Linked DNA regions of Mus musculus: regions 1 and 2 are each linked to region 3. Evidence: chromatin loops called from intact Hi-C (ENCODE). Cell type or tissue: gastrocnemius. All regions are shown on one strand. Links, peaks and the distances in the headings refer to the core of each region. The heading gives the core; the rest is flanking DNA. Region 1 overlaps Gm281. Region 2 holds the start of Gm281. Region 3 has its middle 69 kb from the start of Gm5087.

Region 1 (10,298 bases), core at 1,527-9,526, 550 kb after region 3:
TTAATTGCATGTTGCAAAGGAAACTGTGACCTTTCCAGTCCCATCCTGGAGGTGGCATTGTGCTTCGGAGGAGGAGAGACAAATGCACATGGGCAATCTCGACAACTATAGTATTTCATTGTAATTTAAAAGCCATGGGACACTATCCCAGGTGTGAGTGGCCATCTACTACATAAATACAATTTTGTAAGACTCAACTGCTTGAAAAAGAATCCAGTCACTCACAAATATCAAAAATACAGTAGCAACATGAACAAGCCTCTCTTTTTTTTAGCCAGTTTGGAGAAGTGATACAACATTAAATTTTAAAAATATGTTATTCTTGCCTATAGACCCATTAGTCAAAATCAACCCGGCTTAGTGTCATAATCTTTTCATATGGCTTCAAAAATTAAAACAGTATTATAAATCCTGCCATTTACAAAATGTTTCACATTTTAAAACTACTTTCACATCCTTTGTGGTGTTTGATTATAATGGGAGAGCCATACAAGAGAAGATCAAGCAGTCATGTGACATTTGCACACTTCCGCAGCTGAAATAGCAAAGCCGACGGGTAAGTAACGCCCAACAGTGACGTCAGACTGTAAACTGAAGCCCTTTGATTCCAAGTCCCTTTCCCCTCCTGAGGACAAGACCTAATGTTCTGAACTATACCTTAATCTCAAAACCCTAGATTTGATTCTCTACCATATATGCAGCCAAGGTCCCTAAAAAGTGAAATCAAATATCGTAAGATATTGATTGATACTTTTCTTTAAAAGTACCTTAGGGGTAGGCTGTCTGCCTACACAGAAGTGGATGCACTAGAATGGAAACAACTACCTAGAAATTCAATTCAAGTTTAAATTCAATCATTTTCACCTGAAATGTCCTAATAATTAAGGCAACAGTACATTTTGGACTTGATTGGAGAGTATAAATAACTCGTTTGTTTTATGCCTTTGCTTTTAAATATAATGACATATAAACTACCAAGCACTGATATTCTTTATTCCAAAAGACAAATTACCTCCAACACCGCACCCTCTGGGTCCTCAGCTGCTGCTCTGTAAATGATGGTGCCATAGGCAGTGTCCTCTGTGATGTAAATCTCAGTAACTGCCCAAAAAAGTACAATAAATGTCAGTCTATGGGTCTCACCAATACCAACCCAAAGCACCTCATTCAATTATGTGTGACTAAAGCATAAGAGTGGGTAGAGATGATCAAAATATGTCATGTACATGTATGAGATCTTATAATAAAACCCACTATTATATATAATTAACACATTATAATAAATGTCTTAAAGAACTGTACTCACTCAGTACAGATGCTTTGTACAGTGATTTCAGGGAAGCTAGTAGTAGCGATAATGATGATAGACAACGATGTTGTCATCTATCATCAGTCATGCATACAGGAAGGAGATTTATCATGTTAAATAATGGCAATAGTAAACAATTTTAATACTTATTGATAGCTAAGCACTTAACATCATTGATGGTTTTTATCATTCTAGTTCTTCTGAGATTTAAAAATCACTAACAAGTCCAAGCTTACAGAGTCACCACATGAACATTGTTTCAACATTTTCTCAAGTTTTCCCTAGTCCCATAGATGTTGAGAGTATGCTAGAAACTACAACCACGGCCTCACACATGCTAAGAATATGCTTTATCACTGAGCCACATTCCCAGCTGCTACATGTTTTAAGACAGTCATAGTAACTTCAAGCTTCAAACTTCTATGTCTTTGGGGGAATCTAATGAAGCTGGGAGATGTGAGACCCTTGAATCCAGAAGGGAACATCATACCTATTGCTGCTCCATTTTTTGAAGAAAGTGGTACTTCTGGATACAAAAGAGGTCTTCAAGGCCTAGATACACTACATATATCCACACAGTCTTAAATGTTAATACAACCTTTGTGAATTTACCCACAAGCAGTCTGACAGCTGTTTGAGAAGTCCAAGGAGCATGATTTGACCTTGAATCTATGCAAGGCTTCATCAAATGTTTGAGAAAAAGAAAGAAGAGACATTAACATCTATGGAGCACGGATCGTGTGCACAGATGATTTGGCACTTCTAAACACTGTATGCATTGTGCTGTATAACTTTATGTTGAGGAGGGAACCTCAATTGAGAAAATGTCTCCATATGTCCTGATGTAGGGAACTTTCTTAATTAGTGATTGATGGGGGAGGACCCAGACCATTGTAGGTAGTTCCATCCCTGGGCTGGTGTCGTAGGTTCTATAAGAAAGCAGGACTTGCAAGCCACTAGGAACAAGCCAGTAAGTAGCACCCCTCCATGGCCTCTGCATCAGCTCCTGCCTTCAAGTTCCTGCCCTGCTTGAGATCTTGTCAAGGCTTCCTTCAGCAATAGACTACAAAGCAGAAGGATAAGCCAAATAAATTCTTTCCTCCCCATCTTGCTTTTTGTTCCTTGTGTTTTATCACAGCAATAGTAACCCTAAGACACGCCTCAGGGTAAGACTGACATCTCAGTTGAATCGGTGATTTTGTTAGTCACTTTTCTTTTTGCTATGACTAAATTGCTGACAACAAGCTACATAAGGAGGATGGATTTGTTTGGGCTGATCATTTGATGGGACATAGTCTATTATGGAAAGAAAGGATGGGAACAGGATGCTCCATTGCCATGGATGTGTGCAAAGAGAACACTTCACCTCCTCACTTCGCCATTAACAGGAAACAGAGAGTGGTTGGGAAGTAAGCCTTAAGGCCCACCCTCAAGTGTTCTGCCTCCTCCAGCAAGGCTCCACCTCCCAAAGGTCCTTCATGACCTCCAAAACCAGTGCCACAAGCTGGGACCATTGCTGGAGCACATGACTCCCTGGGGAATCGTTCCCATCTAAGACATAGCAATGAAGGGTCTGAGGTTCACACAAAACAAGTAACTCAGTCCAGTTAGTAGCCATACCTACATCTGAACTATTTTGTTTTACCTGAACACTATGGATTTTTTCCACAAGTAAAAATTAGGTATTTGACTTCATAGAGTGAGAAAGAAAGTCAAGAGTGAGGCAAAAAGCCTCATCACAGGTCTTGGGAAGCTTCTAGTTTAACAACTAGACACATTTAAGAGATCGATTTTAGTACAGTGTGATAAAACAGATACATGGATCATTTTCAATATTAAGAAAATTACTTCAGTCTATTTTCTATACAGTGGGACTAAGGGAACAAAAGAACTTCCCCTCCAGTGCTGTGAATGTTAAATAAACAATCCACTTATAGGATGATGCCTATACATAATCAGGACCTATACATATCAGCTTGTGTGTGTGTGTGTGTGTGTGTGTGTGTGTGTGTGCGCGCGCGCGCGCGGGGGGGGCATGTATATGTCATAACATGTATGGTGTTCCAGGGACAACTTTCAGGAGTTAGTACTCTACTTTTACTGTAGGTTCCAGGGGTCACCACTCCAGTTATCGGGCTTGCATTACAAATCCGTTTAGCTGCTGAGCCATTATACAAGCCCAAGTTTGTTTAGTGTCAGTCTCCTTTAACCTTCTAGCCCGAACACCATGAAAACACATAAGACATAGAGCACAGGACCTACGTCTGTGTCCTCAGGACTTGCTTTCCCTCAAAACAGACCGTTGGTACTTGCTTTCCCTCAAAACAGACCGTTGGTACCTTGATTTTTCTGTGTAAGTGACCCAATGAAAACAGGAGGCTCATTCACATCTTCGATCTGGACAAAAATGGTCTGGGACGCTGTTGCCCCATGGTTGTCTTTGGCATATATTGTCAAGGAATAGAGCGCTACCACCTCAAAGTCCAGCTTGGGTACTCCAGTGATAATTATCTAAAATGTTAAAAAAAAAAAAAAGCACAATGATGGAGGACCAAATTGTTGACTTCATATATATATATAACAATCATAACAATCCTTCTGTCACAACATCTCAAGTTCTAGGATTACAACTGTGAGCCACCACACCTGACAATTTGGTTTTGTTTTGAGACATGTACTCCAAGCTTGTTCAAACTCATGATTCTACACCATCAGCTCTTAGTACTAGGATTAAAGGTATGTACTTCCACCGGGTGGTGGTGATGCACGCCTTTAGTCCCAGCACTACGGAGGCAGAGGTGGGCAGATTTCTGAGTTTGAGGACAGCCTGGTCTGCACAGTGAGTTCCAGGATAGCCAGGGCTACAGAGAAACCCTGTCTCGAAAAACCAAAAAAAAAAAAAAAAAAAAAAAAAAAAAAAAAAAAAGGTATGTACTTTCACATCTAGTGAGGATATCATTTTAATAGTGTGGCCACATTTATTGTGTCTTTAATATTTATAACATAGCTGAATACTGAATTATAAACATATTTATCATAGACAAATACTAAGTATCAACTATTTATTGTGGCCTACACAGCAAAATGGATCTTGACATATATTATTTCACAGAATCGTTTTGTCAGCTCAAGTGAGGTAATAAAGTTACCATTCATCTCATTTTTCAGGAAACAGAACAGAAATGCATTAAAGTAAGCCATTCCCTAGGTTTACAGTGCTCATAAGAGGAGGCGCACAGAGGAAAAGCAGCCTTGTCAGCTTAGTGCAGGAGCAGAAGCTAGAGTCTCAGCAGAATTTTTGCTAGCTGGGCTTAGAGTAGAAGCTGAACAGAGAATAAGTACAAGACAGTGTTAAATACCAGATTCACAATGGAAGCAAGTTTGAAGAGCTGGCAATGCCATGGCTTGGTTCTATTAAATACCTCCCTTGTCCTTCTAGAATATGTGCCCACAGTAGCTAGAGTGATCTTGTTAAAGCATTAGCAGATCATGTTTCTTTTCTACCATACTCTGCAGTTCCCATGTTTCTGATGCTTGCCATTTGACTTGGCAGTTCCTATGGCTTGTGCATGAGACTTTCTTCAACTAATAGCTTATGAGTAGATTTAAGTCTCTAAATGTACACATGGGCTCAAGCTTATATTCTGGTTTTCTTTTTGTTCTGATGGAATATGCTTCTACTAGTCACTGCTTTTAGAGGTTTGAGATTTGAGGGACACAAGAGCTAACCATAACCTGAAACTAAACCAGTCTAGGGCAGCTCAACTGTTAAAGATGTTATTGCACTGAATTGGGTCCTCTTTTGGGTCTCAGAGAGCCAATGCAGAAAGACCAGGTGAATGTCAAGCATGCAATAGCTTTGCAGTATGAGTACTTTGAGTCTTAAGGAACCCAGATATCTTATAAAGAGCAATGCGCCTATGTGAACTTCTCCCAGTAGGAGAATTAGCTTTATTAAAACTAGCAAGTAAGTAGCTCTTTCCAACAAATCTCCCAGATTCCACAGGCTCTCTCCTTTATCTCCATTGCAGTCAGATTTCTCACCACACTCCCTGTTCAAATCTGGTCTCCTCTTTTCAGGATCCTTCTTTCTACAGGACTTTTGCACATGACCTGAGATGTTTTCTCCCTCTTTTATTCAATTCCTGCCCAGTCTGCAGAATGCTTTTCAGATAAAGCTACTTCAGAGAATACTAAGTAGATCTTATGCCTTTGTTTGGACTCCCACCTGCCGGGAGCCTCCCAGCCCGAAGAGGGTAGTGGTGGAGTCACAAAGTAGGACTCTGGTGATGGCTTTAAAAGTCTGAGAGTCTCAGGGCTTTCTAGGTCTCTTACTGTACTGAAATGCTGATAATAATCTCTAAAAAAGTCCTAAAAACTTTCTTGCTTTGTCTGAAGGAAAAAAAAAAAAAAGTGACCTAACCTGTATCTTAACAGCAGAGGATTAAGCAATGTGGCCTTTGTTCTATCTCAGCAGGAACGGTGTGGCTTTAACTTTCAACCTGCTAGTTGGAAGTTGCAGGTAGAAAAAGGAACACTTGCGCTCGGCCTGCGTTCCGCTCTGGCCCGCGGCGGCCGCTAGCCAACCCTTCCCGGAGGTCTCAGCCCTGCCTACCGCCCGGCGTCGCGCGCCAGCTCGCTAGGGCATCCGGGCCCCCGCAGGCAGAAAAATATGGTTCAGGAGACTAACCAGACCCCAGTGCCCATGCTGTGTAGTTCAGGATGTGGCTTTTATGGGGTCCTAGGACAAATGGAACGTGTTCTTGTTTCCTACGAAGAACATCTTGAGAGACGAATAGTGGCAGAATGAGCCCAATGGGGACATCTAGTGGTTCCAACAGATTCTGCATCTGTACAGAGAGCAGATGCTAGTTTCAACAATTGTGAAGGTGCTGCTGGCAGCACATCTGAAAAATCAAGAAATGTGCCTGTGGCTGCCTTGCCTGTAACTCAACAAATGACAGAAATGAGCATTTCATGAGAGGACAAATTAACTATCCCGAAAACAGAGGTGTCAGAGTCAGTTGTCACTCAGCTCAGTCCATCAGTTTCTCAGCCCAGTTCTTCTCAAAGTGAAGAAAAAGCTCCTGAGTTGCCCAAACCAAAGAAGAACAGATGTTCTATTTGTAGAAAGAGAGATGGCCTTACAGGGGTTGACTGCCGATGTGGAAATTTGTTTTGTGGACTTCACCATTACTCTGACAAGCACAACTGGCCATATGATTATAAGCAGAAGCTGCAGCAAAAATCAGAAAAGAAAATCTAGTTGTTGTGGCTCAAAAAATCCAGAGAATATAAAATTACTACATGTGAAGAGACTGAAACTTTGTTTTTATTTTAATATATCGTAGGAAAACATTAAAGAGCAGATGCATGGCCATTTTCCTTTGATGTTCTCCAGAGTTTTGCTTTATACTTGTCTGTTATATAATTGATATTTTAGGATGTTTGGGTGTTTGTTACAGGCAGAATTGCCTCCCCTCAGTAAAATTGGACAAAAATATGCACAACAAATTGAAATACACATATACTAGGAACAAAATTTAGTTCCATGTGCCAAACTAAATGAATGAAATCTCTGCATGTTTGCAGCATATCTGCCTTTTGGGAATGTAATCAAGGTATAATCTTTGGCTAGTGTTATGTGCCTGTACTTAAAAAAGAAATAAAATTAAATTTAAAAAAAATTTCAAAATAAATAAATAAATAAAATGGTACACCAGAAAAGGACTGGCAGTCTACTACCATAGTCAAACTTCACCTTGATTTCAACATGACTTTTGGAAGGAGGAAGAAAGCTACAAAACTGGTATTTGGTACCATGTGTAAGCCTGGTTAAATTGGTCTTCTAAAAGCTGTCAATTAGGACATTCTGCGAAAGGTAACATCACAACTGGTTCTAAGTAAAACCATCAAGTCAACAACAGGGTGCCTGAGATAATCTTTGAAGGTTATTGTGCTGGCCTGCACCAGAAGATATCTGCATTCTCATTACTAAAATTGTAGCACAGAACTGCACTGGGATTTGTTTACAAGAAGAAATTAAACTCTGTTTGGTTTTCACATATAGCAGCTCTGTCAGTATACTCCACTGATGCTTGTCTGGTAATATCACTTCTGTGTTATAATGGAAGGTTTTTTTGTGATGTATGAAACTTGTGTTTTTTATATATAAATGAGTATAGTTAGATTAGTGTTGTGGTAATGCCTGTTTTCATCTGTAAATAGTTAAGTATGTACACAAGGCACTACTTCTGATTTATTGCAGTGTTCAGTCCTAGTTTATTTTTATTAAAACATTGAGTTTTGCTTCAATTTTATGTACCTTAGTTCTAAGTTAGATTTGCAGATGTGTACAGATAGTTCATATTTACGTATTGCACATAATCATGCTATTCAGCATTGATGCTATATTGTATTATGTAAATAATAATAGCAGTGTACAGAGGGGAAAAAAGAAAAGGGGACACTTAGAGAAGTGATTACAGAGTTTATTTCTGAGTGGTAAAAAGTTACCTATGAAAGCTATCTCAGGGGGAAAGCAGAAGCGGAAAGATCTTAAGTGGGGAATAGTAAACAAATTAGGGAAAGGAAAAATTCTTTTCTACCTGCTCCTCCATCTTCCTCTCCTCTCTTTGTCCTCAGTGCTTACACATCTTTCAGAAAACATGATCACATGTTACAAAGTTCATCACAAGTTCACACAAAAAATTAAATCATAAATCAAAATAGAAGTTTACAACAGAGAATGTTTCCATGCATATCCATTAGGAGTAATTATCTGGCTAAACATCCATCACCTGTCTCAGCTCCACAGGTTCACTAAAGGTTTAAAACCATAACTAAGTTATTAGTGAAGCTTTGTATAGATAAAGCTAGTCAATATTTTATCTTCTGTCCTAGCACCTATAATAAATTGTTATTTCCCTTTTTATGACTTTTGGTCAATTGTTTTACAACCTCTTGGAATGTGCTCTTATTAGGAAAAAGTCTGGTTACTATCTAAGAGCAATTAACTGGTGACACTTGGGAGACTGGCAGAGTTCTCATTGCAGTTTTGACTGTCAGAAAAGAACTAATAGCAGTCCCACTATAAAAGAGCTTAATAATCACAAATATAATTTTAGGAATTCTTATAGGATGGATCATCATTAAGACTTAAGAAGTCATTTATTTGTCTATATAGCATTACTACTAGACAGTACCTCTTCATAGATCTGCTCCAAAGGGGTGTGCTATTCTTAGGGATTGTTATATATGTTTAATAATAGCAGAAAAAGCATATTAATAGCAGGAATCTTTTCTAAAATGAATCCCTTACAGTCTTGTTGAATAAGGGCACACCTGCCACAGATTATATAATAATCTGAAGCAGGCCATTTCTGGATGATCACCTGGTAGTTATTTGCTTGTCTCATTATGGCTCCTGGCACCCACCTACCTATCTGAGAACTTGTAATTCCTTGCTCAGATCATATTTGCAATTTTATTCTGTGTGTATTTCCTTAATTAACAGGCATCCCCATATGTAAGTAAGTGCATTGAGAGTAAGGCATTACCTTGCATCTGATGAGACCCTCAATAGGTACCTGTAAAACTGCTGCTCCTTGTTATTCTTAAGGAATTTAAAAATGTCTGACACACCATAAAGTCTCACAGAATAAAAGGTTAAATTAATTAAAAGCATGCAAGAGGGCCAGGCATGTTAGTACATGCTATAATCTCTGCACTTTGAAGGCCAAGAAAAGACATCAGGAGTTCAAGGCCAACCTAAACTGCATAACACAAACCACACACACACACACACACACACACATCTAAACAAGCAATAAAATGTAAGACAGAAGATAGTCTCATTTAAATCTCTTGAGTTATGCTAATATTATCTGCCTCCATACTTACATCCCACACATGTGAGGATCTGTAGGACAGCACAAAAGGATGTGCTGTGGGGCTGGCATTGAGGATAACAGGATCTCCAACCAGAGAAGTGTGAGGTGAGAGAGACATGGTGACCGTGGCAGCCCGTGTATGATAAGAGGCATTTTCCAGGAGGGGGCCCGCATTCTCCACAACAAAATTTGGAGCAGCTTGAACACCTTAGTGAAAACACAAAACTAGACTTTACATTCCTACAAGGCTTCCCAAACCCTTTCATGTGTGAAGCCCCAGAGGAAAAGCACACTACCCGCTTAGTACCTTTTTTCTTGGAATTCTGAATAGTAAAATGATTGTTGAGGGTCTGAGACCTTTTGTTACAGGTGAGCTTGCAAAAAGTACTGCTAGTTCTGTTTTGCGCTGAAGAAAGTTAAAAGTATAGGAATGGCTTTATGTGACACAGCCATGCAATGGCAGAGCTAGAATTTTAATCCCAAATTTACCAGATTCATATCCATTATTCTTAAATGGTTGAAACTATTTTATGAATCAGAGTAAAAATGTTAGAATATCAAAAGTTCTCAGAATTTCAAATTTGGGAGATGCACCTATCTACAAAGTGATAGCTGTGGCTCTGAAGGTGACAGAGGGGAACTGATCAAGGGGACATTTTTGAATCTCACACTTTGACTCAGGTCCCCGTCTTCCCTCTTACTAGCCTTACAAACACTAGGCTAGCTACCCATGCTTTCTAAAGCTGGAAAGCAACTGCTGTCATTCCATTAGAAATGTCTTTGTCTGAACCTCATGGGCATCTGATCACCATTACTACAATGTAGATCATTGGCCATCATTCTCAATATATATTTCCTAGTCTAGTCACAGCAGTTGTAGATTTCATCTTACAAGTCACTATATATTTTGTTAGACACTGTGTGAAAGGCTGATAGAAATGGCTTTCCAAGTGACATTGTTTTCTATGAATATCATCTACCCTGCAGTATTGAGAAATTATCACTCAAAATCACAATGTGTTCAGAGCAAAGAGTCATTAAGCACCTCACAGAACTGGCCTTCTTTACTCCTCCTTTTCCCTCTTTCCTCGTTTTCT
Region 2 (10,298 bases), core at 1,422-9,421, 560 kb after region 3:
CTAATAATGCCTCACTGCCCATTGCACTGAAAAATTAATTGATTTAGCTTTTTTAAAGTATATTTGGTGTCAAAAACAAAGAATTTGCCAGGCAGTGGTGGTGTACGCCTTTAATCCCAGCACTTGGGAGGCAGAGGCAGGTGGATTTCTGAGTTCAAGGCCAGCCTGGTCTACAGAGTGAGTTCCAGGACAGCCAGGGTTATACAGAGAAACCTTGTCTTGAAAAAACAACAAAAACAAAAAAACAAAAACAACAACAAAAAAAAACACACACACACACAAAAAAAAAAAAACAAAGCAAACAAACAAACAAAAAAACCCAAAGAACTTGGTTTCATAATAAAACTGCTGTGAAAAGCAACTTTGTTCCTTGTCAGACAGGAACTCATGGGGATTGTAAGAAACTGAAAGTGAACTCCTATGTGACAGGGTGGCTACTCTCAACTCACATAGGAATATGGGTCCTACTGGTTTTGATTTTGGTTTTTGTTTTTTTGGGTTTTTTGTTTTGTTTTGTTTTGTTTTTTGACACAGGGTTTCTCTGTGTAGCTAGTGGGTCCTACTGTTATGCAAATTTAGAAACACAAATTTTTAAAATATGAAAATCGTTTATAAAACTTATGTGTAGATGCATACATACGTCTGTACATACAAGAACACTGGGCTCAGCCGCAGTATTCCATTCATCTTAAGAATGTTTTATGTGGATACAAATGAGTGGCAAAAGTTTATTGTCCTAGCCAAGAGGCTGAGGCCAGGGACTGTGGGTTAGAGGGCAGTCTAAACTATAGAATGAGGCCCCATCACAATGAAAGACCTCCGAAGGGAGACCCCCACTCAAGTCTCTGGATAATAGCGGACCCCCAAGAACTCACGAGAGACCAAGCTTGATGCAAACCACATGAGGCTTTATTGGGGGGGGGGGGAGCCAGAGCTCTGGAGATGACTCATATCCCACTCAGGGGTAGAGGAATCGGCCCTGAGGGGAAAGGGGTCCCAGTTTTTATAGGCCCTCGGGGGGCAGGGGGAGATTTCCAGATCTAACAATGTCTATTCTCAAGAAATGGGTATGGGAGGGGTACAAGGAAAGAGTCTGGTGCAGCTGCAGCAACTCTGGATTGGCCCTGGCTGTGGTTGCTGGGGAGATTTTCTAACTCTTCCCCAGCAACCAATATCACAAACACCTGGCAATGGGCTTCATCAGTGGGCACACACATGGGTTCAAGGAACGGTCAGAACATTGGCAGACACATGGGTTCTAGGAGTGGCCAGAGCATTGTGCACCTCTATTTTTCTAAATCAGTGAAGCTAGTTCTGCTAACAATGAAATCTATTTTGCCAATTTGAGGGCTTCTGTGACCTTTTACATTCTGTCAGAATCTTTCAACAAAAATCAAAACAGGGGGCTGGTGAGATGGCTCAGTGGGTAAGAGCACCCGATTGTTCTTCCGAAGGTCCAGAGTTCAAACCCCAGCAACCACATGGTGGCTCACAACCATCTGTAACGAGATCTGACGTCCTCTTCTGGTGTGTCTGAAGACAGCTACAGTGTACTTACATGTAATAAATAAATGTTTAAAAAAAAATCAAAACAGACAGGCACAGCTTTAATCCTTTCTGTGTGCTACAGGAAGCAGAGGTAGGGGGCAGGTAGATGTCTGTGAGTTCAAGGCCACCCTGGCTTACCTATTCAATTCCAGACTTACCAGGTCCACGAAGTGAAACTTTGTTGTTGTTGTTGTTTTAAGAACATTGTTGAATCTTTTTTAAAGATGGTAAAGATGATTTTACTTGATCCAAAGTACTTAAAATATCATTTCAACATGTTAAATAAAGTATTAGTAAGACATGTTACGTGTTCTTTTCATGCAAAGTAGAATCTGTTACATTAATCAGTAAGAAAATATATGAAATAGAAAACAACTTAAATCATCTATATAGTCTTCCCCATTTTTCCAACTCTACCATTTCTTCCTGTAATCTCCAAAGTAATCCTTGCTACATTCTTAGCATATGAGTTATTTTGCCTTCTGGCAATATTTCCCCTAGTTACAAATGGGCCACAAACATCTTTCACTGTTGTGCAGTTCATTAGGTAAATCTTCCACGGGTAGAAGTTTGTCTCCCGAGGTTCCAGATTCTAGATACCAGTAGAAATGGCCAACTGTCTCCCAGAGAACTTGCTCTGATGCCCATCTATAAACTGCATCTGTGAAAATATCTTGATAAGGAGGTAGATTATCCAATGAGGTACAACCCGGGAGCCCTTGAGTTCAAAAGACTATCCCCATCAAATGTTCTAGAGCAAGTGAAAAGGAACCCAGAGGAAGACACTCCGACTATTGCTTCCGTAGTTAAGTAACAATGATGCAAACACTAACCTGAGGCAGCAAGCAGTACAAAGAAGAGCTGGGAAGGAAGCATGGTTGAATCAAGGGCTCTGGCTGCTGCAGAAATGCTGTTCCAGTTGGCTAACTTCTAAGATGATCACAGGCTTCCTGCAGAGTCACCATATCGAGACCTGTTTCTAGGCAGCAAGTACACACTTACCTAATCTGTAAAGTGACACCTTTGCCCTGTGAGGCTAAAGCTCCAGCAACTGGATTTACTTAAGCCAGGTGGAAGAAAATCTCTGATTCAGGAGTCAGAGAGCTGTGGGGGAATAGGTTGGAAGGGGATGTTTGGGGTGGGTGGTGGAGAATTGAAGTGGGTATTTGCAGTGGGGGTGAAGAGTAGAGGGGAGGTGTTTGAAGTGGGGAGGTAGGGGGTAGCCAAAAGATGAAGCTTTTCAGGAAATGTGCTCACTGGACTCATTTCATTAAGATTCAAAAGGATTTCACTCACTAATGACCCCACCCCTCATTGTTCTCTTCTGCTTGATGTATTCATTACACCCCAGTTTAAAACCAAGAGCCAGTTTACCAGATTTACAGAGGGATTTCAAGTTGCTAAGCACAGCAGATTAGAAAGGAGATGCAAAACCAGCCTGAGTGCAGCCCCCAGCCAGAGCCACTCTATATTATGACATTCAAGTTTAACCTGAAGGAGGACCTGCTCCAAGACTACCAATGGCTGCTTGCAGAGTTCACCCAAAAATATCTGGAAAAGGCAGCAGAGAGCTGACCTCGGAGCCAACTATGGCTGGAGATCATATTTCGATCCTCAAAAATTTTCTCCCAAATGCGTGGTTCTGTAACATTCGATTGGCCCAATACTTTACAGTTTGCCAGAGTTCCCACCCCTCCCTATTACACCCCATTGATTCTCACAAATCCATTCCAGGTTCCTGCAGAAATTCATGTTTGCAATCTAATTTAGAGAATTCAACGGATTGCTGTCTCTATAGAAGTCAACTGTTGCTATGGTTACTGATATAAGATTATGCAATCTCATGTGTGTTCAACAGAAAGATATCGTTGAGAGCAAGGAATGCTGTGTTTGAAACAGACTTTGGCCTGTTGTAGATGGATTGGTTTTCAGAGGGACATCTACAAATGGCCAGGAAGTGCTCACATCGAGATGGATCCTTGCCATGTGCTGTGAGGGCTATTGAAAAGAAAATGAGCTTTATGAGAAATTGTGGTTTGTGTCTTTAGCTCTGTTGAATATTCCTTAGTGAATCTACTTTACTCTTGGTTTTTAGTTGTGAGCCTTACTCATTAATAGCTGGCCATCATTGTAGCCTCAAACATCTGTGTTCTTAGACTATTATAATACCCTAGCTCTCTAGCCAAACCCCTCTCTGTGTCTGTCTGCCTTTATCTCTGTGTGTCTGTCTCTGTCTCTGTCTCTCTCTCTTCTGACTCTCTCCACCTGCCTGGGGAACTCCTCATCACTCTCTGGACCCTAAACCTAGTTACCTCCCTGATGCCTTTTCCAAAGGTGCTGTCTTCCCTTTCCAGTGCATCTTCTGAGCAGTAATTTTTATTTTTAAGACATAAGAACACTTGTCTCCCTTACCCCTACATTCCCATTCTTGACACACTAGTCTTTGCCACCATGTGTGCCTCAGACACATCCACCACCCAATTCTTACTTATGTGGTTATTTGTTCTTTAAATTCCTCTTCCAATTCTTAGCATAGTTTGTCACATTTTACATAAAATGCCTCATCTCAGCTGTCACCGCTTTAAGAGGTCTTCCTTGGTCCCTTTTTTTATGGTGGCCTTAGAATCCTTCATTAGTTCCTAAATCAACTTATTTGTAAAAGTTCCTGGAGTGTGAGAATTGTAATCTTGGCAGGAATTCTAAGTAACTTCTGTCCAGACTAGATACCATTGCAGAAAAAAATATACATGGACCACTTCCTTATAAGGCCTGCTAACTTCCCTTCCCCTCCCTCTGAAGACAAAGCGAGGACCACTAAGTTGGTTTCTAGTGCTAAGCTGGTTTGGCCCAGACGACTTCTCTAGCTTATCATGTACACACCCTGTTTCTCGTCTCATGTGCCTGAACCATGAAGATCTTCACACAGCTATTTCCCTGCTCGGCTTTCAGACCCTGTGACCCCAGTGCTCCCCGCCAGCATTGCCCCTCATCCTGTCTCTTTACCTTATCACCCTCTTGTATTTTCTTCATAGCATTGCCTACATTTAATTAGCTGAAATTATTCCTTTCATTGTGTCTGTGTCAGGTTGTCCCATAGCACTTTAAGATAGTTTGGGGGGGGGGTGGGAGGTGCCATTGATTATTCATATTTTAAACACACACACACACAAAAAATGAGGCTCAGAGGTTTTCTCCCCTTTCCTAAGGTTCCAGAACTTATTAGGTATAAAACTAGGTTTTAAGTCTTGACTGGCTGCAGAACTGCTATCTCTCTCGTGTGCCCTTCTTTTTCCCTTGACTTTTTTTTTTTTTTTTTTTTTTTTCCGGTAGCCAGATTACATGCTTTAGGGTTGTTCCGTGACCTACTGGAGAAGGGAACACTTGTACACAGAGAGGCATGAGCACTCACTCACATGAATAAAAATACCTCTCTCTTCCTGCCATAAAACTCATCACAGCCAACCATTCATTTGATTGAATCCAACAAAATGAAGATTCAATACTAATTATTATGTGAAAACTTCTGGTTAAAGGAATTGCTCGCGGGTATATCTATTTATTCTAATACCCATGATTCTCGCCAAGAGGAAAACTAGACCTGGACAGAGCTCCACCCTCGTGACCAAAGCATCTCCGCCACAGTGAAGTGGTTTAGAGTCTGGACCAGGAATCTTCTGCCTCCTGAGAGTCTTACTTGCTACGGCAGAGTTTCTACTTCGCGTGAATCTCACTATATAGCTATCACCCATAGCATTCCCATTTGAGAGATGAAAAAATGAGCAAATCACGTGACTGTAACGAGACTCAGGCCGCAGCCCAAGGCTGGAGCAAGAGCTCAGATGTACCGTCCTGAACACACCATAGTAGCACCTCAATGTTATACATTTTATTACTGCTTTTTCTCTAAGTGCTGAGTTTTGAACCCAGAGTCTTGAGGGTCTTAAGTCATACTCCCAGCCTCTTGTTCCATCTAAAGTTCTTCTCCCAGATATTCAACTGTACAAAATCTCACGTACCAAAATCATCAGTATCGTGTGCGTTTATTTCGTCCGATCTCAAATGTATTGAGTTGAAAGCTGCGTTTATATAAGATGTTCAGCTAAATGCTATGCACATCAGTGATATGGATGATTGATGGGTACACACACAGGAACCAGAGTAAATTATATACCTTTCTTCAGCTTTCCTGCGGAGGCCTTCTTTTTAAGCACCAAGTCCTATTGAACTCAGCTACTCAGAGAGCCAATGAAGCCTGAGACTAAACTATAGCCTAGTGTCTGCTGCCACCTTGTGGTAATGTTCTCACCTAGGCAGTATTTGCTCTTAAGGGTTAAATGCAGAAATACTGTGCAAATGATCCAGGTACTGAACTTTTTTAGCTTCATGCTTTAAAAGACTTCCACAGAAACTCAAGATGAAATAAAATAGCCCTTTCGGTGACTACTGAGACAGCCAAACAGCAGCTGGCCTCTTGGTTCGTGCCTCATAGGACAGCATTCGACTTCCTGAGGGGTGAAATAGAAAAACTCAGACCCTAGAGCACCGTCCTGCTTATAGAACTCATATACGGATATCTAAATGTGATTAACAATTATGCTGTGACTTCTTTTATTCCTAATGTGCCTTCTCTATGTAGTATTTCACACGTTACCAGGGAATTTCCCACACTTCTGTCACATGCATCATTGGAGGATTATGAAGTAAAACACGGTCAGTCGCACAAATGTTTGTGCTAACACTTGAGAAAGAATGATGTTTCCTGTGTGTTTTGCTCCAAACAACCAAAAATTAAGCCGTGATCTCAGTCACTGGATGAATTTTAGAAGTCCTTTCCGCTCAAGCACTAAAGAAATCCAAAGCACAGCTGAAAGTGACAGCGATGGAGCGCCCTCCGTTTTGTCAAAGTGAACTCCTAAAGCTTGCCTGTGGGAAGACTGGCCAGTACCAAGGAATCCAGCAACCCAATAGGAAAACTGGCTCATTCAAAGGGAAGGTGATAGAGAGGTAGGTAACAAAGACTTACCTCGTTTCCCATTGGTACCTTTTGGTTTTTGGTTTTTTGTGGGTTTTTTTTGTTTGTTTGGTTGGTTGGTTGGTTGGGTTTTTTTTTGTTGTTGTTGGTGGTTTTTTTTTTTTTGGTTTTGTTTTGTTTTGTTTTTGTCTTTTGTGTTTTGTTTTGTTTTTGTCTTTTGATTTTTGGTTTTTGGGTTTTTTTTTTTTCATTACACAAGATCCATTGTGAAAAGGTAACATCTCCTTTAAACATTATAATTTAAAAATATAGACTGTAGGTAGGAGGACGGAGTGCTACATCAGATCAGGATGTGGAGTGCTGTCGAAGTCATCTTTTGCAGTTATTAAAGTCTCAATTTTACCAGGCAGAAGGCTTTACTTTCCATCTGATTTGAGTTTTAATGTGTCATGTGAGATTAATGTCCGTATTAAGAATATAATTTTTCAGTATCAGTATTTTCTTTTTTTTTTTTTTTTTTAAAGATTTATTTATTATTATATGTAAGTACACTGTAGCTGTCTTCAGACACACCAGAAGAGGGAGTCAGATCTTGTTATAGATGGTTGTGAGCCACCATGTGGTTGCTGGGATTTGAACTCTAGACCTTCGGAAGAGCAGTCGGGTGCTCTTACCCACTGAGCCATCTCACCAGCCCCCAGTATCAGTATTTTCGTCTTCTCACATTCCACACCAATGAATTTTGAAAATGTATCAATGCTTTCTGTTCCCTGCTAAAGCAATGTTTACTGCTGAAATGTCTACTAATCCTATTTCACCACTGAACCCTCTTCAAGGAAACATCAAAAGAGCCCTAGACCTGGGATTTCTTGTCAAAGGCAAAACTGTAAAGACAGACATACACTATTAGGAGCATGCCTCATTTTAATTTTGTGTTATATAAATCAGTGGTAGGTAAAGGATAGAAGACACAACATGGGTGTTTGCTTGTTTCTGAGGCTGGTTCTCTCCGTAATAGCTCAGACTGGCTTTGTGCTCTGTCCTCCTGTGTTAGTCTCCTGAGTGTTGAGATTACAGATGTGTGCCACCGATGCCTGCTTAAAGCAAAGTATTCTTTTTTTATTTTTAACCTGATCAGTTACATGGAAGGTATTCAGGATCCATGAGCACTCTGAAATGTATCCCCGCCCCCCGCCCCCGAACTCTTTCTTTTTCTTTTTCTTTTTTCTTTTTTAGATTTATTTATTTATTATATGGAAGTACACTGTAACTGTCTTCAGACACTCCAGAAAGAGGGAGTCAGATCTCGTTACGGATGGTTGTGAGCCACCATGTGGTTGCTGGGATTTGAACTCCGGACCTTTGGAATAGCAGTCGGGTGCTCTTACCCACTGAGCCATCTCACCAGCCCCCCTGAAATGTATTTCTGTTGTGTGTCAGAGTGGCCATGCACATGTTTATGGCAACAAAAGTTATTAAAGCACTGAAGTTACTAAGGGTCTTGGAGGGTCCACAGAAGGTTGATACTGACAAGTTACTTTGGGGCAAGGAAGGAAACAGTGTATCTTCTTTGGGGCACTTTATTGCTACCTACAAGAAACATATTGCAACATAGCCATGCAGAAATCTTAGTACTCAGTGTGAGTCGTGAATCCAGAAGGTGCTTATGTACAGCTATTGCCTTGCTCCTAGATGGGAGGTGTCTAGCCCATGAGGCTGCATTCCTTTCACCTCTAGAATATGTGTCCTCATTTGATCCTCAGGCTAATAATGCCTGTCACCTACTGAAGGCTTCAATAGGATGTAACATAGAAACTATTTCTTTTTTTTTTTTTTTCAGATCTCTGGTAAGAGTATACCCATTTTCAAATGAAAAAAACTAAATCTTGTAAAAAAAATAGCTAACAAATTGTACAGTCAGCAGGTGTGGTTTGGAATGAGACTGATGCCATCAGCCTGCAGTGACCACGTGCCCAGTGGGACCTCTTCCCTGGGGTGATTGTCTCTGAAGTTGATGCAGCAGTGTTTTCCTGGAAGATAACAACACTTTTATATTGGTACCTGAGATTCATTAGGTAGTATATGAAGTTCATCTTAATGGTCATTAATTTATTTTAATCCAAATCGGAAACATGTACATCATATAAATATACTATGCATGCAATGTAGCAAGCAACAAGCTGGGATTTTGCAAAGTAATCATATCATGCTATAGCTGGGATGTCATACTTGGGAAGTGAAGATTTATGTTCACACAAAAGCTTATGCCCTGTTGCTTATAGTTTTGTTCATCATAGCCCCCCAAATGGAAACAACTCAAATGTCCTTCGATGAGTGGGTGGGTAAATACGGTGTGATATACCCATGTTGTGGCATACAACTCAGCAATGAGAAGAAAGGAAACAGTGGCTTCAGAGAACTATATTAGCAAAACTCACACATCCCAGGGCAGAGGGTAGGGGTTACTAGTATAACATCTTCTAGCATTCCAAGGCCTGGATTCCATCTCCAGCCACAAAAACAAACCAAAACAAAACAGAAACAGAAACAAACTAATGTTAGAAGCTTGAAATGCTATACACTGCATGTATTCATTTAGATGATATAAGCAGACAGCTTTAGAACTGGTGAGTAGTTGTGTTCATGTGAGGTTGTGGAGTGTGCTGCTGTGTGCGCATATGTGTGCTATAGTATAGAAGCCAGAGGAGGGCGTCAATTGTCTTCCTTTATGGCTCTCTGCCTTATTCGCCTAGGACAGGGTCCCTCATATCCTGGAACTTGCTGTTTATCTACTAGGTTAACTGCTCAGCCAGCCCTGATGACTTTTCTGTGTCCATGCCCCCATCAATAATTTCATGTGTGTTCTAGGGATCTGGACTTAGGTCCCCATGCCTTCCTAGCAAGCGTTTTATTGACTGAACCATGTCTCTGGCCATTTTTTAAAATATCTTTAATGCATTTTGTTTGTTTGTTTGTTTGTTTGTTTGTTTGTTTGTTTAGATGGCATAGAGCTGTGTCCACCAACTTAGCCAAGCAAAATGTGTTGGTCCTCAAAGAGGAATCATTGAATGAAAGCAACTTGGGATTTCATGAAAGCCAAAGCAACCCAAAGAGAAACCTGGTAAAGAAGATGAAGAGTGCTGTTGGGAAAATGCTGTCTTGCAAGTGTGGAAGCCAGTCAGCCAGTGCTGGCAGGGAGAGCTTTGTGGAGCAGAGGGAAGCCTCCCCGTCCAAAGCACCGGGCCTGCTGCCTAGACTTGTGAAGGAGCTTCCATCGCCCAGATTATTCACCAATCCAAGCATGAAGAAGCTCTCACAAAATGGTAACCGATGGCAACTTAATATTAAGTGGTCAAGAAAAAGGGTAAAGTGAGGATGGACTGTGGTTGGGATGCTGAATGTCCCCAAAGACCCATGTCCTTGTCCCTTAAGAGCAGGGGCTGATGGGATTTCTATAGTCACTAGAAGCATGCCCAAGCTTGGCATTATGGATCAACCCTTCCACCCCCATTAACCCTCCTCCTCAACTTCTTGATCATAAAGTGGCCTTTGCTCCACTACACTGCCGCAGACCCTCTGGGCCCCCTTGTCTGCGTGGAACGGGTCTCTAGTCGTGGGTGGGCAAAGCGTCGGATGAATTGACAGACAGATGCACCCAGGAGAGGTTCTGTTGGATCTGAATGTATTCTGTCAAGTTGAGCATCATACTTTTTATGCAGAAGACAATAAGGAAGTTGTGTGACATATCCACAAGTTACAAATGAGGTAACCGGAATCT
Region 3 (10,298 bases), core at 855-8,854:
TATTAATCATTAAATCTGGAATAAAAGAACCTATATTCGCTTCAGCCAGATTACCAAAGTAGGCAGGCTTAACTGACAAATTGCTATCTTTGAAACTATGGCATCTTGTGAAATTACTGTTGTTCAGTAACCTCTGAGCTTGAGGAAAAACATAAGTATGTCTGTTTTTGTTGTGGAATTGAGCTTTCAGGGCAACAGCTATCCTTGTTTGCCTGCTGAATTCTTCCTGTTTAGTTACATCTTTATCAGATAACCTGGGGAGCAGCCACGTTAACCTCACTCTCTCCTTTATCAATCACTATCTTCTACTGGCCTGCCGTTGACTGAACTCAACCCGAGGCAGAAAGTATATAATCCGCTGGTGTGAGCCATCCAGGTTGCCTCTTATTCTCTAGGATATAGGAAGTAGGAGGGAAAGGTTGGAAGTGAGTGAAAGGGGCAGATTCATATATGGATAACAATGTATATTAAAATGATTTATTGATTTTGTACCATTGACATTGTTTGCCATAGCATGTCCTATAGCACATAGGTTAGGAGTTGACATTATCAAAGCCATCTGAGTCCCACAAGACTTTCTGCTGCATTGTGGAAGGAACCACTGAGATGCAGAAAGTCCAACACGGGTTTTATTAATACCGTGCTAACTCCATCAGAAGTTGTTCTGTGCAGGCTTATGATTTGCTGTTCAACTTAAGAAGGTTGGAAAAGCTTTGGCCACATATTTTGTCAGAGGGTTTGTTCAGAGTGGAAAGATAACAAGGGTAGGGGTTAATGTGCTACAGATGTCTGGGACACTGACTCTGGCTGCTGGTGGTAATCCAGGCAGGAAACCTGCTGTTGCAATTTCTGTCTGCCGGAAAGGAAGGGCTGAGCTGTAATTGCAGAGTTTTTAGTGATGTAAATGCAGCCACGCCTGGAGCGAAGCCTCACAGATGCACACCATTACTGCTAGCCCAACTGCTCCAAGGCAACTCATTTGCAATCAGTTTCAAAGCTGCATAGATGGAAGAGCTTTCTCTCTTATTGTAAAACTCACTTTAGATTCTGCCTGCCTAACATTTTGATGAAAGGTAATGAACCTCTTCTGTCCATCAGAGTGTGGCTCTGGTAACAAGCCTGCTACTTTAAAAGAAGGAAGTGTATGTGTGTAATAAGTTATGTGTGTAGATGGTGTGCATATATGTATGTGTATGGCATATGTAGTATGGTGTGCATGTGTATTGTGTTGGGGTGTGTGTGTATATTTGTGTGTGTTATAAAAAAGTATCAGCAGTCCTTTTACATTTGACCCAATTGTCCACCACACTTCCTCTCTCCTTATCTAGTGATGAGTGTGACGGGCACTTAAGTAGTCTAATCAGAGTGGATTTGAGTTTCAGCACTGGTTCCTTCCCACCCACCAAAAAAAGCTAACGATACTGGAGATATTTGGCTCTGGAGCTACAACATTGCAAGTTCTCCACAGTCACAGAAGTTCTGTTCCATCAATCAGCTTGTTTACCCAGAACCTTGGTGCACAAAAGGAGGAGGGAGAGACAGAGGGAAAGAATGAGGGGGAGGGAAGAAAAGCAGCTTCCAGTGTGAGGCACAACTTGGCTGGTATGACCTTAGAGAAAAGAGCTTGGGGAGCCCTCATTTTAATTCTTTCTCCTGATCCTCTGCTCCCACTGAGACCAGGGCCTAAGGTATTCATTCCACTTGTGTGACCCATCCAGGTAGCCTGGATTTAGAAGGACATAGTCACACGTATCTAAACATGCAGATCCTTGGGATGTTGCCTTCTGCCTTTGCCAGTGTAACCCTGAAAATGCTCTCTTCTGACTCTTCCCATGCATTCATTAGATTTTTGTCCTATAGACAACCTTTGAGTCACCTCACAGCTTAAGAGCTCCTCACATTTGAAATACTTTCCTGGAGTGGAGGATTATTCCAGCTTGCAAAGGACCTGGGTTTGGTACCAGCACCCACATGTTTGCTTATAACCTCCTATAACTTCAGTTCTGAAAGACCCACAACGTGAGGACTCCCCCACGTTCTGACTCAGGAGAGGCGACACCCCAAATCACACACGAGAAACGGTCTTGCTGAAAACTGCAAGAGGACTTTTATTTCAAGAGTGCTCTCGGGCCCACAGTCATACACCACGCAGGGCTAGAGGACCATGGCGCCCTGAGTAGCTGGGGAAGGGGGTATTTAAAGGAAGAAACCACAACTCAAGGGGGTGGGGAGGGCGTTGTTGAAAACTACCAAAAATACCAGTTAAGAGACACAAGGAAGTGGAAAGTCAAGACAGTTTTCTAGGAGCCTCTAACAATAACACCTTTGCATGGTGGGTTCCAGCAGTGGTCAGGGTGGGTCAGGGTGATTTTCTTTGAATGAACACTCCCTGAACCCTGGAAGCAGGTGGGTGGAGGAATGTCTCTATCTTTTTTATTATTAGCATACCTTGGAGCATTGAGTCACAAAGGTCACATTCTCAAGCCTGGGCCTAAAGGCCTAGAAGTTTGTTTTTATGTTATACTTTTTCAGTTCCAGTAGTCCAGTGCCCTTTTCTTAGAACTCCTGGCACAGACACATGGGGCTCACAGACACACATGTAAGTAAAACACTCATACACATAAAATAAACAAATCTAAAATTAAAATACTTTATAATTTTTGCATCAATAACATGCTACTGGAGCAATTAGCAGTCATGTATTATTCTGATTCTTTTGCTCTTTTATGAAATTCTATTTCATTTATTAGTATGCCCAGGTGAGTGCACAGGCACTAGTGTGCTACATGTGAAAGCTTTGCTTTGTCTTTCTCTCAAAAATAGCTTTCCTGTCAAAAGCCAATGTGTCAGAAATCTCTGGCACCTTTAATATCCCTGCTTGTACAACATTTATGCAAATCTTCTGATCTTATCACACAGTACAGCTTCTCTTTACCCAAAGGTCCCTTACTTTCCCAGAGCTCAATGGCCTGGAAGGGCCTACCCCTCCCTTTTTCCTTTGATCCTTTGCATTTATTGTGAACAAGAAGGTAGACACCTGAGCCAGGCATCGTGGCACACACCTTTAATTCCAGCACTTGGGAGGCAGAGACAGGCAGATTTCTGAGTTTGAGGCCAGCCTGGTCTACAAAGTGAGTTCCAGGACAGCCAGGGCTATACAGAGAAACCCTGTCCTGTCTCAAAAAAAAAAAAAAGGTGGACACCTGTAGTTGGTATAACAAACTGTATTTTAATATGCTGAGAGTCATCACACAAGGTTCACACTCTAAGTTCCTATGATACTAAGCCCATCTCACCAAGGCTGCTCAACTGTGGATGTATCTTAGCTGAAGGTTGGGTCCTGGTATGAGAGTCAAGCTCCTCTGGGAGACTCTCCAGCCACCAGGCAGATCAAGGTGGAGCTCTCCAAATGTGCAGGGCAGAGCATTGCTCTTGGTTTCTGCTTTTATCCTGTCCAATGGGTATCATGGGGTTTTAGGATTGTGAGTGTGTGATGTCACTGAGTTCTGATGATCAGATGCAGCCTTGGGTGTAGTGGGGGATATTGACTGCACTAACTTTCCATGTCTAAAAGGCACTTTTGTTTTTTAATATGCTCATTATAACATTCATTCTTTTAAAACTAGTCAAATCCCTGGAAATACCAAAGTTGGACCGTAGCCACCAGGGAAAAGACAGTTATCACCAGCGTCTTAACAACAACAACAACAACAACAACAGCAACAACAACAACAGTAAATCTCTCCCCCAGTTTCGGTTCTGCCACACTACTTTTTGCAGAAAAGATGTTGCCAGCTGAGCTACTTTCTCCCATTTCTTTGGTGACACCTGGGTTGTTATACATGTCATTCTAACTCTCAGGACACCTCTGGTGGTTGGTTCTCTCTCTCTACCTTGGTCCAGGCCTGTGGTGGTTAGACCTCTGCATAAAGCACTTTACAGCTGACCCATTTGGCAGATTCACTTGACTTTAATATAGAGATTTTACACACAGAAAATCTAGTTATTGCTCCCCTTTCTAGATGATTTAAATGATTATTTATAAGTAGGATTGGTCTTTATAATTGAGAGGTCATGAACTGAAAGTATGGTAGAAGTTATTCTATGTTCTCTTGCTTCTCATAATACCAAGTGTATCACTCTATTAGCTTCAAGAAGTGCCCCATCTTCTACAGAACACTGTTAGCGAAGGGCTCCTGTGAGAGGCATTCTAGTGATATAAATGGAAGGATATTCCTTTTATTTCATGAGTGATTCTGTAGAGGAAACAGTAGGTAGTCATTCCCTATGCTAATATTTAGAACTCTGTTGCTCAAATTCTAGAGTAATAACTGATGTGTTAGAATGGTGGGTAGTGTCTCAACAATACACTAGGCCAGAGCAGTTCCATGTGGAAGAGGTTTTATTGGAAGGGAGAGACAAAGGGATAGCAGAGAGAGAAGAGGGGGAGAGACGAGAAAGAGAGAAAAGAGAGAGAAAAGAAGGAAGGGGGCGTAACACAAGTAAGGGTGGGAGGTAAGCCAAATGGATTCTGGGAAAATGGGGGCCATTGTCTTAGCAACCGGTCTGCAGGTCACAGGTCTGCTGTTACCTCATAGGTTTGGAATGTCCTGATGCCAACAGTAACAGTGTTCACCTCACAGCACTGAGAAAAAAAAAAAAAAAAAAACGTTGTTTTTGTCCTTGTTAGACATGGCTGCCCAGGTTGGCATCAAACTCCTGCATCAATGACCCTTTTATTTCAGTTCCCAGGAGCTGGGAGAACGGAAGTACCGACTCAATGTTGTCTAGTTGCGTTTCTTTTAAGTGGCCATTAGCAATCTACTTCCTTACAGAAATAGCTGGTGGCTACTCTAAGTCCACATTGCAGATAACAGCTTAGTGTCATGCTAAGGCCGTAAGCAGACACGGATATTGAAGTTGAAGAGCATCATTCTCTGGCCACTGTCCTTATGCTCTGATGTCCTTTGAGAATTTTGTTCAGGAGCAGTTATTGGATCCTTAGAGATTAGAGATAGTGTCTGAATGCCTTTTCTCTGGATTTCACACCCACTGTTTTCTTTTTGTAAGTGAACTATTGCTTCCTCCTTGTCCTTATTTATTTATTTATTTAAAATGAGATCACTTTATTGGGTTTGAGCCAGGGGAGGTGACATTGACTATCTTTCCAGACTGAAAAGGGGGCTGCTCTAGCACAGGTCACACGACCCACCTTATACAGCAATAAAAAGTAAAATCTAAACCTTTATTTAGAATTAAAGTCACTAGGGTCACCCAGGCGCTTGGTATTGAGGCGACCACACTGCCTTCCAGGTGATCTGCTTGGTCCCTGTGAACATGGACTAATTATTCAGTACGCTGTCTTGTCGTTGAACGTCGGCTCCTCTGTCACACTCAGCTGCTTGTTGGAGTACAGAATGCTAGCTGAAAGACTGTGATGCCTCTGCCCGTGTCCTCGCCCACCTGGGATCTTCAGGGATGGGCGAGGGACATCAAGAGCATCACCGAAGCCCCAGACCCAGGTTACTTCAGCAATGAAGGGCGACTACAGAACTCTTGCTGCTGTAGCCACTATGGCAGTGCTAAGTGTATGGTACATTGTCTTCTTCTCCGTGGCCTTGGCTGTCCCGGGGCTCACTCTGTAGACCAGGCTGGTCTCTAGCTCATAAATCCGCCTGCCTCTGCCTCCCAAGTGCTGGGATTAAAGGCGTGTGCCACCATGCCCAGCTATGGTGCATCTTCTTTAACTTTTGCTATCTTGATAATTGGAGTTTTGGTTTCATTGTAAGCATTCCCAGCTTTTGACCAGTAGGTGGCGACAGAACAGCCATGTCCTTTGTACCTAAGTGGCATTTACTGCAGCATGTTTTTCTGGTTTTTGTTTTTTCTTTAAACTTTTGTTTTCGTTTTGATTTCTTTTCCTTTTTCTTCACCTCATAAAATCCTAAGACAAAATATTAAGACGCTACATCAAGTTTTTTTGGAACAAGGCCTCTCTTTGTATCCTGGCTGGACTGGAATTCACTATGTAGACTAGGCCTCCAATTCATAGGGACCTGCCTGTCTCTACCTACAGGGTGCCGGTTTAAAGGTGTGTGCCATGTCCACCCCTGAATCAAGTGTATCCAAACACAGGTAAGCTAGCTAAAGCTATAATATAAGGTATTCTTTTGTTTGTTTGTTTGTTTGTTTGTTTGTTTTTCGAGACAGGGTTTCTCTGTGTAGCCCTGGCTGTCCTGGAACTCACTTTTTAGACCAGGCTGGCCTCGAACTCAGAAATCCGCCTGCCTCTGCCTCTGTGCTGGGATTAAAGGCGTGCACCACCACGCCTGGTATAAGGTATTCTTCAATATTGTCATTTGTTTCTAAAATACAGGTGTTTGTGGTCTTTTATACTATGCTGGCAAGAACTGTGAACATCCCTGGTTTTAGTGGTGCAGCAACAGTGTTTTAGGAAGTCAATGATGGGATGAAAATCTTCACATTTGGAATTATATACAGCACTTCCAAATGTGGAGGGGGAGGAGCTTTTCAGGCTAATCCTCTTGATGCACACCCTCCGCCCCCCCCCCCCCCCAGTGATTTACATCTATGAAGAGGGAAACATTTTCCTTCTCTCCACAGCGTGCATGCGAGCTCCCAGAAATGCCAACAAGACTGCAGCCCCAAATGCCACATCCACTGCATGTGGTAGGGCTGGGGGAGGGGTCAAAATGGGAACCCTGGGTTTGACGAGTCTATTTTTCTTGGTACATGGAGACTTCTGACTATACCATGAAGGTGAGAGAAAGAAAATGCAGGTGGCTGAAGCACACTCTGTATGCATCTCTCTCTCTCTCTCTCTCTCTCTCTCTCTCTCTCTCTCTTTCTGTGTGTGTGTGTGTGAAGGGGTGAGAAGAGCAATGTATTTGCAATTACATAAAACATTCAGAAGAGACTATCCAGAGAGTCAAATGCCTGTGGGGCCACACGAGCAAAACGCCTGCCTGAGCAGGGTGGCCATCAGGGAGTGGAGTGTGCTAAGTGAAAAAGGACATTTACACTCAAATAATGAGCACACAGCAGGAAGTGTGCATGCATGGACCTGAATGATGTGCGGAGTTCCTCCAGATTAATCATTTAGCCTACAAAGTGTGGAGCCCCTACCATTCAGTGACCCCATGACCTCTGATTAAGGTACTTTCTTTGTGATCACTTCAGGTCTCTCCCTTGTTTCTAAACATTAGGAACTGGACTGCCCCGCATTTAGTTCATATCCATTCTCCCGGCTTTGAGTGCCACCCAGTCACTGTGCTTCCTGTCTACCTGCTGGATCCACCCCCCTTCCCTTCCTTCCTTCCTTCCTTCCCCTCTCTCTCTCTCTCTCTCTCTCTCTCTCTCTCTCTCCCTCCCTCCCTCCCTCCCTTCCTTCCTTCCTCTTTCTTTTTCCTTTCTCACTTAATCATGTTTGTTTCTTCAATTATTCTAAAGTGAGCAGTAGATACCTCTGATTTTTTTGTTGTGTTATGAGAAGACACCAAAAAGCCAGGTCATCTCTTTGTTGCGGTTCTCACTCTTTTCATCTGCTTTCTTTATCTGATCCCAGAGAACAGGACATTTACAGGCACGTGCCTAATGGATTTGACAGTTTGAGTTCAAGTTGCAACGCTGTACATGGCCAGTAGAGGGCATGAGCACATTTCAAATAAAGCATGAGGGTCCTCTCAGGAGGCACCTTCTTAGCTTAGTTTTCTTGTTGCCTAGGAGTTGAGAGATTGTTGTTTCTTCACTGCTACACGAAACTTTTGGCCAGATTTCTTTAGATGGGGAAGTTTAAAGTTGAAACAATGGTCCTTTTAACTATTTCTAGCAAAAGGAATCAAAACAAATTTAGGGATAATGGTCAGTTGCACTTAGGAATGAGAGGACAGATTTGTAAAGGTAAATGTGAGCTTTACAGTCCCTAAGGCCACAGTTTTTTGAGTAGTAGATATGGGATGGTGTTCAGAGAGTATCTAAAACCCATGGACCCACTTAGTCAACATTATTTGTCAAGAATCTGCTTTGGCAATGAAACTCTAGGGACTGAGAAAGGGAAATAGCGAGCCTGACCCACCCCAACTGTTATGGTTGTGTGGAAGAAAGGTGAAGCAGGAAGCTAGATTTATGCATAGTGACCTGATCACATAGAAACACCTGCTGGGGTGCTGCGACCACAGTGTGGGCTTTTAACAGGCTCTGTGGTATAGTGTTCTCAGAAGGCGAGGACTTTCGGGGAAATTGTAAGTGAGAGGCAGCAAGTCCAAAGGTCCTGGGGTAGAAAGAGCAACGATACTGTGAGACTGCAGTGGTCACTAAGGTCAGAGGCTTAGAATGTGGCCAGAGATGACCACCACCTGACCATATGAGTAGCAGGCTTTTTCTGGTACCCATCATTTCCTTTACCTATGCAATTGTGCCATTTATATTCAAGAGATAACATCTTATGTTGGCCATCCCTCCTCGAGTTATTCCCAAAAGGACATTGTAGAGTCTCCTGAGCAGTTTGCCTCACATGCAGATTGTATCAGGACATCTGATGAGCAGGTCAAGGGTGAGACCCATGGATCCAGGGCTCCACCTTTGCTTTATAAGGGCGAAGTCCACTCCTGTCTACTGAGAAAGCACAACTCTTAACTGTTGGGACTACATAGCAGCAAGCAACAGAGTGACACCCCCCCCCCCCTTGCTAACTGAAGCCAGAAGGGAATTCATTGCTAGGCAACTGGAAGCTAATGGGACAAAGCAGAATCATGGGCAGCCAGACCGGAAACTGCTTCAGGCACCCAGGTTTGCAGGCAAACTCTCTTCTCTTTTTACATGTGATTTTAGTTATAATTGGCAAGTTATTATCCCATGCATTTGGGTTGGGCAATCTCTTCAAGGCAGTCTAGGTTAACTACAATCCAGGCTCTCTACTTGTCTGTGCAGATGATGTATTCCCTTATTAGCACTCTCGGCTAGTTCCTCAGCATCTGCTCAGTGCAGGGCAGCACGCCAGGTCCTGCACTACAGTGATGAACAACATTGTTTCTTTATTAAGCTACACCTCCCTTTCTTTTGTGTTGTTGATCGACATTTTATTAAGCACCTAATATATACAAGATGAATTAGAGAACCACAGAATATTTTTTTGTGTGTGTCTAGGAAGTGCTAATCTGTTTAGAAGAGCATAAAGAAAATATTTTGGAGGGTGTCATGATGCATGTCTCTAATTCCAACCCTCCTGAGACAGAGGCAGGCAAATCTCTGTGAATTCAAGATCCAAGACAACCAGGGATGAATAAAGACACCCTGTCTTGAAAAACCAACACTAAAAATAAAAGCAAACACACACACACACACACACACAGAGAGAGAGAGAGAGAGAGAGAGAGAGAGAGAGAGAGAGAGAGAGAGAGAATGTTCTGACATTTTAAAGGAGTAAAAGATGCTACAACCTTAGCAATTGAGAAGTCTGTCTGGGAAGGTAATGAGACATCTTAGTCACTTTTCCTCACAGTGACTGAGACCTAGTGAGACTGCCTACTAGAAAGATGCCCTCAGCCACCTTCTAAGTTGGAAATCCTGGCTTTGCTCATGAAGCCACTATGTGGCTAGTGAGACATTTTTGGTGAATTACCAAGCCTTTGTCCACACAGACTGGAGTGGACATTTGGATATTTGCCTGTAGCTGGATGACAGACTGGAGTGGACATTTGGACATCTGCCTGTAGCTGGATGACAACAAGGGCAGCAGCACTGGATGATTCCGGTCTCAGCAAGTCCATGACTCACGACAGAGCCAGCCCTCCTCACCCAACCTCTACTTTCTAAAGTTGCATTTATACCACTTTGAGCTGTTCCCACAGGCAGCTATGTGAATGAGGCAAGCTGCACAATACAGGGATGGTGATGGGTTGGGATTTAGTGCACAGGAGTCTCTCAGCATGAAGCTATTTCTATTAGTGTATTTCCCTGCTGTGAGAAAAATCGCAGCAAAAACAACTCAGGAGAAGGCAAAGCTTCTCCTGCAAAGCTCCAAAGCTCCCATCTTTAGACACTTGGGTCTATCTCCATAGAAAGGGCATGGGGGAGTCTTGGCAGCTCACCTCTGATGGCCAGGAAATATAGAGAGAAGGAAGGAGGGAGGGAAGGAAGGAAGGAGGAGGAGAGGGGGGAAGAGAGGAGAGAAAGGCTGGGGGCAGGGTGGGAGAGAATATTTCCAGTTAGAGGGTTCTGTCATCTTGCCCTCTTCCTATGGGAGAGTTCCATCCACACTCAGTGCTGATATTTCTCCA

The links. Hi-C counts contacts between places; a loop is a spot of excess contacts. Peaks named below come from ENCODE experiments on the same cell type or tissue, not always from the same donor. Only the 100,000 strongest peaks of a DNase experiment are listed, where the experiment ranks them.
Region 1: it touches region 3 in a loop (9-fold over the local background); 40 of 42 quality-filtered maps call a loop at or near these places.
Region 2: it touches region 3 in a loop (10-fold over the local background); 41 of 42 quality-filtered maps call a loop at or near these places.

What each region holds. Positions count from the first base shown.
Region 1 is chr14:13,895,861-13,906,158 of GRCm38, forward strand. Gm281 reads right to left here. Exons shown (of 15, transcript XM_011244864.1): 2 at 9,212-9,408; 3 at 3,649-3,820; 4 at 1,013-1,101. It also overlaps the pseudogene Gm18576. Among named protein-coding and RNA genes, the nearest start is that of Gm281, 14 kb to the right of the region's middle. In gastrocnemius, for the core only: a CTCF peak has its summit at 6,134; DNase peaks (open chromatin) are centred at 5,957 and 6,086; H3K4me3 peaks cover 547 bases; H3K27ac peaks cover 375 bases.
Region 2 is chr14:13,912,017-13,922,314 of GRCm38, forward strand. It overlaps Gm281, which reads right to left and starts at 2,505. Exons shown (of 15, transcript XM_011244864.1): 1 at 2,382-2,505. The coding sequence starts at 2,424. Gm11100 (predicted gene 11100) reads left to right here and starts at 6,428. Exons shown (of 5, transcript NM_001370907.1): 1 at 6,428-6,552; 2 at 9,521-9,843. The coding sequence starts at 6,428. In gastrocnemius, for the core only: a CTCF peak has its summit at 5,861 (motif pointing left); a DNase peak (open chromatin) is centred at 5,825.
Region 3 is chr14:13,348,517-13,358,814 of GRCm38, forward strand. It overlaps a transcript of Synpr not described here. Among named protein-coding and RNA genes, the nearest start is that of Gm5087, 69 kb to the left of the region's middle. In gastrocnemius, for the core only: CTCF peaks have their summits at 5,825 (motif pointing right) and 7,651 (motif pointing right); DNase peaks (open chromatin) are centred at 5,752 and 7,658.